Regions from separate parts of the Homo sapiens genome. Here region 2 is linked to region 1. A link is an interaction called in ENCODE POLR2A ChIA-PET data of the cell type or tissue named here. Cell type or tissue: GM12878. All regions are shown on one strand.

Region 1 (2,500 bases):
AAAGTCTTGGATTCCCCCTCTAGCATATGGCTGAATGTTACTGTATTGCTGAATATCTGTTTCTAGCCAACAGCTGGATTAGTGTTAATTCTTAAAAGAGATACATTTTTATTAGAATCTCAAGTAATGAGCAGCTGAAGTAAATACAATTGTTTGAAATGTTGACAGGGCATTTGGAGATAACAGTTTTCCTTTGCATAGTGACAGCAAGCTATTTAAACATGTCCTAAGAGTAGATGTTTTAAGTTTGTGAGCCAGTGGTCACCTTAGTGGTTTGTACAGATGGCCTGAGAAGTTTGTGAGCCAGTGGTCGCCTTAGTGGTTTGTACAGATGGCCTGAGCAGCCGCGCCGTACCAGGACCTCACCATCATGCTCTTGAGCCCATCTCATTGAGAGCACAGCGCACTGAAATTCCAGTGAATACTAAGCGGGCCTACCACATTCTAAATTCCTCACTAAAGCAAAAGTTAGGACATGTATTCCAGTGTTCTGTTACGTGGAACTGATAGGATTTAAGCAGTGATTCACATAGGAAAACTTAAAGGAGAAAAGGATTACGAAGCTTAATGATTGCTGTTTAATGCCAAGCCTAAGCGGCACGTTGCACTGTGCTGTGCTCAGAATATAACATTCAAGTAATTGAGAAAAGTGGTATCATCTCCAATTGAATTAGTTACATCAGGGTTTTTGTTTCGGTTTTTTGTTTGTTTGTTTGTTTTTAAAGATATAATTTCAGACATGTAGGTACTTCCTGTTAATGGTTCCTGGTATTCAGGTGGCACATTAAACGTGGTTGCTGAGGACACTTATTACTGGTACTATACCAAAATATGAAACGTAGTGGGAAGAGCTTGCTTTTGAATTTGTAATTAGGCTGTTACTTTTCTATTTACTGCCACACATGCAAGAATCACCATCGCACAAAACAGATAAATCTGTTTGCAATGGAATTTGCTGGCCTTGGGCCATTGGATTACTGTCATTTGTCACTTTAGTGCCACTTCAGCAGTGTAGATGTTCATTTCCAGAGACTTGTATGTGCTTGGACTGCAGTTTTCCTGTTTATTGAAGTGTTCTCCCAAAAGGTCTTTCTTTGACCATTTCTGTCAATACAGGCTGGATGAAGAATTAGTGTAGGAAAATAAAGGTAGCCCTTGGGGTATGTGTATAGTATTTGTTTCAAGGATCAGAAAATGTAGAATTTATCATAAACCTCGATGTAGAATCTTCAGATCCTAGATTTTTTCTGAACTGGCTATTTTCTGGCTATTTGAAAGCTCCTGGGCCATGATCCCATTTTCATCAGATGACTTGAGAACCCAGAAGCTCTACCAGCACTGCCATTCTGTCCCGTCTTGAAACATCATGCCCTGGTTGCCCTCTCCTGGAATAGGGCAGGTAAGGTGTTGAGATAGAAATGTGGTTTGGGGCTGTTACAGCCTGAATTCCTCGACTTTCCCTTTTGGGCTCACATGAGAATTGTTAGGAGAATGTGCATGTGGAGTGCGGGCCCAGCACCTGCTACCGTCTGCGCTGTAATGGTGGCTGCTCCTAAGAGTCCTCAGTCTCCTCCCCGTTGGGCTTGTGTGTACAGCCTTATCGGTTGTCATTCTTCGGATCCATTCTCAGTTTATTTTTCTGGTATTAGCTGGAGGGACATCTCCTTAAGCCTGTACTCTATGGCTCAGGAGTCTCAAAACCAGTCCATTTTGAAGTGAGAGTATCCCTAATAAAAAGGTGAGTGTCCCCACTCCTGTGCCTTGTTTTTTTTGTTTGTTTTTTTTTTTGAGACGGAGTCTCGCTCTGTCGCCCAGGCTGGAGTGCATTGGCGGTATCTTGTCTCACTGCAACTTCTGCCTCCCGGGTTCAAGTGATTCTCCTGCCTCAGCCTCCTGAGTAGCTGGGACTACAGGCACCCGCCACCATGCCCAGCTAATTGTTTGTATTTTTAGTAGAGACTGGGTTTCACCATGTTAGCCAGGATGGTCTCCATCTCCTGACCTCACGATCCGCCCACCTCGGCCTCCCAAAGTGCTGGGATTATAGGCGTGAGCCACCACACCCAGCCACTCCTGTGCCTTTTGAACCTGATTTTTACATCTAGCTGACTCCTCCCTCCGTCCCTTTCCCTCTTTCTTTCTTCCTGATCTGATGGTGCTAGATTTTTGTTTTCCCATTTGTCTTTGTTTTATGAAGATGTGCTCCTTTCCATTTGTGTATGTTGAGTACAGACATAATCATGCCCTTGCTTGCTTTTTTTTTTTTTTTTTTTTTTTTGAGACAGTCTTGCTCTGTTGCCCAGGCTGGAATGCAGTGGTGCGATCTGGGTTCACTGCAGCCTCTACCTCCCAGATTCAAGCGATTCTCCTGCCTCAGTCTCTCAAGTAGCTGGGATTACAGGTGCCTGCTACCACGCCCAGCTAATTTTTTTGTATTTTTAGTAGAAACGGGGTTTCACCATGTTAGTCAGGCTGGTGTGGAACTCCTCACCTCAGGTGA
Region 2 (2,500 bases), 52 kb before region 1:
TGGTATGAGGTTCCTGGTAACCTGTTTCCCCGTTATAAATATTCGTAATGCCCTCTGTTCTTTAGAGGTATCCCTTTTGGAGATTAAATCTTATGGTTACCTCAGATCATGGATTCTCAATGAGTATGATATTGCCCTGAAGTGGGAGAAAATTGGTTCTCGGGAGGGTGGAAGGAATTTTACTCCTTTTATGCATAAGACACAATTATACATACAGTACATGAGCAGACATACAGTGCATCTGTGATGTTAAGATTTTGCTGGGGAGGCTATTAGGGAAAAAAATCTTAAAAGCCTTCTTGTGGGGCAATAATGAAAAAAGATACAGAAACACTTCTTTAGATGAAGGGAGCTGGCAGCAGCCTATAGAGTTGAGAAAAAGGGGGAAAGAGATTCTACAGATTCTAAAAGAAAAACTGGCTGTCATTTTCAAGAGAGGTTGGCTCTCTTGAGATATGACCTCCTGTTCTCACGTGAGTTCCCCAAGAAGGTTCCTGCCAAGCCCAGCTTTATCGATTGTGAAAACCCAGAGAGGTCTCGCCGCTCGCTCACAAGGGCTTTGTTTGGGAGCTTAGCTTGGGAGACACTGCTGCTTTCTAAGTTTGACAGCACTGGAAGTCTTTGTCCATTAATGCCAGGACCCTGAGTTTGTTTCTGTCTGAACTGAATCTCTTAGGACTAGGCTTCTGTATCACTGGATGATGTTTCTAACTTTTTTTTTTTTTCGAGACAGGGTCTTGCTCTGTCACTTAGGTTGGAGTACAGTGGTGCGATCATAGCTCACTGCAGCCTCTACCTCCTGGGCTCAAGTGAGCCTCCCACCTCAGCCTCCTGAGGAGCTGGGAATACAGGTGCATGCCACCATGCCCAGCTAATTTTTGTATTTTTAGTAGAGACGGGGTTTCACCATGTTGGCCAGGATGGTCTTGATCTCTTGACCTCGTGACCCGCCAGCCTTGGCCTCCCAAAGTGCTGGGATTACAGGCGCGAGCCACCATGACTGGCCTGTTTCTAACTTTTTATTTTTAAAAAGTGTACCCATTAATTTCTAGACATTAAACACACCTATGTTGCCAGCACCCAGATGGGTAAAAAACAGAATACTACCAAACCCTCCCAGTTGTTACACTCAAGATAGTCGCTGTCCCAACCCCACCGCTGTGGTTTGATCTGCTTTTGAACTTTGTCTAAACGGGATCCGAGGTCGGGTACTCTTGTGTGTGGTTTCTTTTGTGCAACATTGTGCCTCTGAGCCTCACCCGTGTTGCTGCATGTAGTTGGTAGTGGTAGGTTTTGCTTTCTCAGCATGTTGGTGTCTTCCCACTGTGTGGCCACAGTGTCTGTTCACCTGTCTGCCCTAAGATGTGTTGCTCAGCCAGGCACAGTGGCTCACGCCTGTAATCCCAGCACCCTGGGAGGCCGAGGCGGGAGGATCTCGTAAGCTCGGAGTTTGAGACCAGCTTGGACAACACGGCTAAACCTCATCTCTACAAAAGATACAAAAATTAGCCGAGCCTGGTGGCATACACCTGTAGTCCCAGCTCCTCAGGAGGCCGAGGTGGGAGGCTCACTTGAGCCCAGGAGGTAGAGGTTGCAGTGAGCTATGATCGCACCACTGTACTCCAACCTAAGTGACAGAGCGAGACCCTGTCTCAAAAAAAAAAAGTGTTGTTCCTTTTTGATGCTAAATTCTTTTTCCACGTCTAATACCTGGTACCTGCCGCCTCCTCCCAGGTGTAAGCCCCCGACAACCTGAGTTTCTCCCTCTACTTGGCCTTGCATCTGATTAAGGCACTGAAATAGGAAATAAAGAAATGAACAAGACTCATATCATCAGAGAATGCTGTGGATTGGAGCTTCTAAGTTACCTGAAATGCGGAAACTCTGTTACCAATGTCCCTTTATAATTGGGAAATAGGCCAGGCGCAGTGGCTCACGCCTGGAATCCTAGAACTTTGGGAGGCTGAGGTGGATGGATCACTTGAAGTCAGGAGTTCGAGGCCAACATGGTGAAACCCCGTCTCTACTGATATATGTATATATGCCGGGAGTGGTGGCACCTGAGGTCAGGAGTTTAAGACCAGCCTGGCCAAAATGGCAAAACCCTGTCTCTACTAAAAAGACAAAATTAGCTGGGCATGGTGGTACATGCCGGTAGTCCCAGCTACTCAGGAGGCTGAGGCAGGAGAATCGCCTGAACCTGGGAGGCGGAGGTTGCAGTGAGCCGAGATCGAGCCACTGCACTCCAGCCTGGGCAACAGAGGGAGGCTCTGTATCCAAAAAAAAAAAAAAAAAAAGGGAACTCGTGTGCCTGTGTTTTTGGAAAGTTGTCTATGCAGCTGTGCTAAAACACCAGAAGCAGATTGCAGCTGATTGTACCCGGGTACAGCATCACTCCAGCCCACTTAGAGCAGAAACCCAGTTTTGGAAACAACACTGCTCTTGCCCCCTGCCCCAGCTCACTGGAGCTGGTGTCTCCCCTCGGCAGCCGTTCACTGGG

The links. Peaks named below come from ENCODE experiments on the same cell type or tissue, not always from the same donor. Only the 100,000 strongest peaks of a DNase experiment are listed, where the experiment ranks them.
Region 2: POLR2A ChIA-PET joins it to region 1 with 6 read pairs; 15 of 35 experiments call an interaction of 5 or more read pairs at or near these places.

The regions. Positions count from the first base shown.
Region 1 is chr16:84,703,462-84,705,961 of GRCh38, forward strand. The region is part of intron 1 of USP10 (ubiquitin specific peptidase 10); the gene reads left to right. Among named protein-coding and RNA genes, the nearest start is that of USP10, 4.7 kb to the left of the region's middle. In GM12878, no CTCF peak of the experiment used is centred here; no DNase peak of the experiment used is centred here; H3K4me3 peaks cover 1,437 bases; H3K27ac peaks cover 314 bases.
Region 2 is chr16:84,651,563-84,654,062 of GRCh38, forward strand. The region is part of intron 2 of KLHL36 (kelch like family member 36); the gene reads left to right. Among named protein-coding and RNA genes, the nearest start is that of KLHL36, 4.3 kb to the left of the region's middle. In GM12878, no CTCF peak of the experiment used is centred here; no DNase peak of the experiment used is centred here.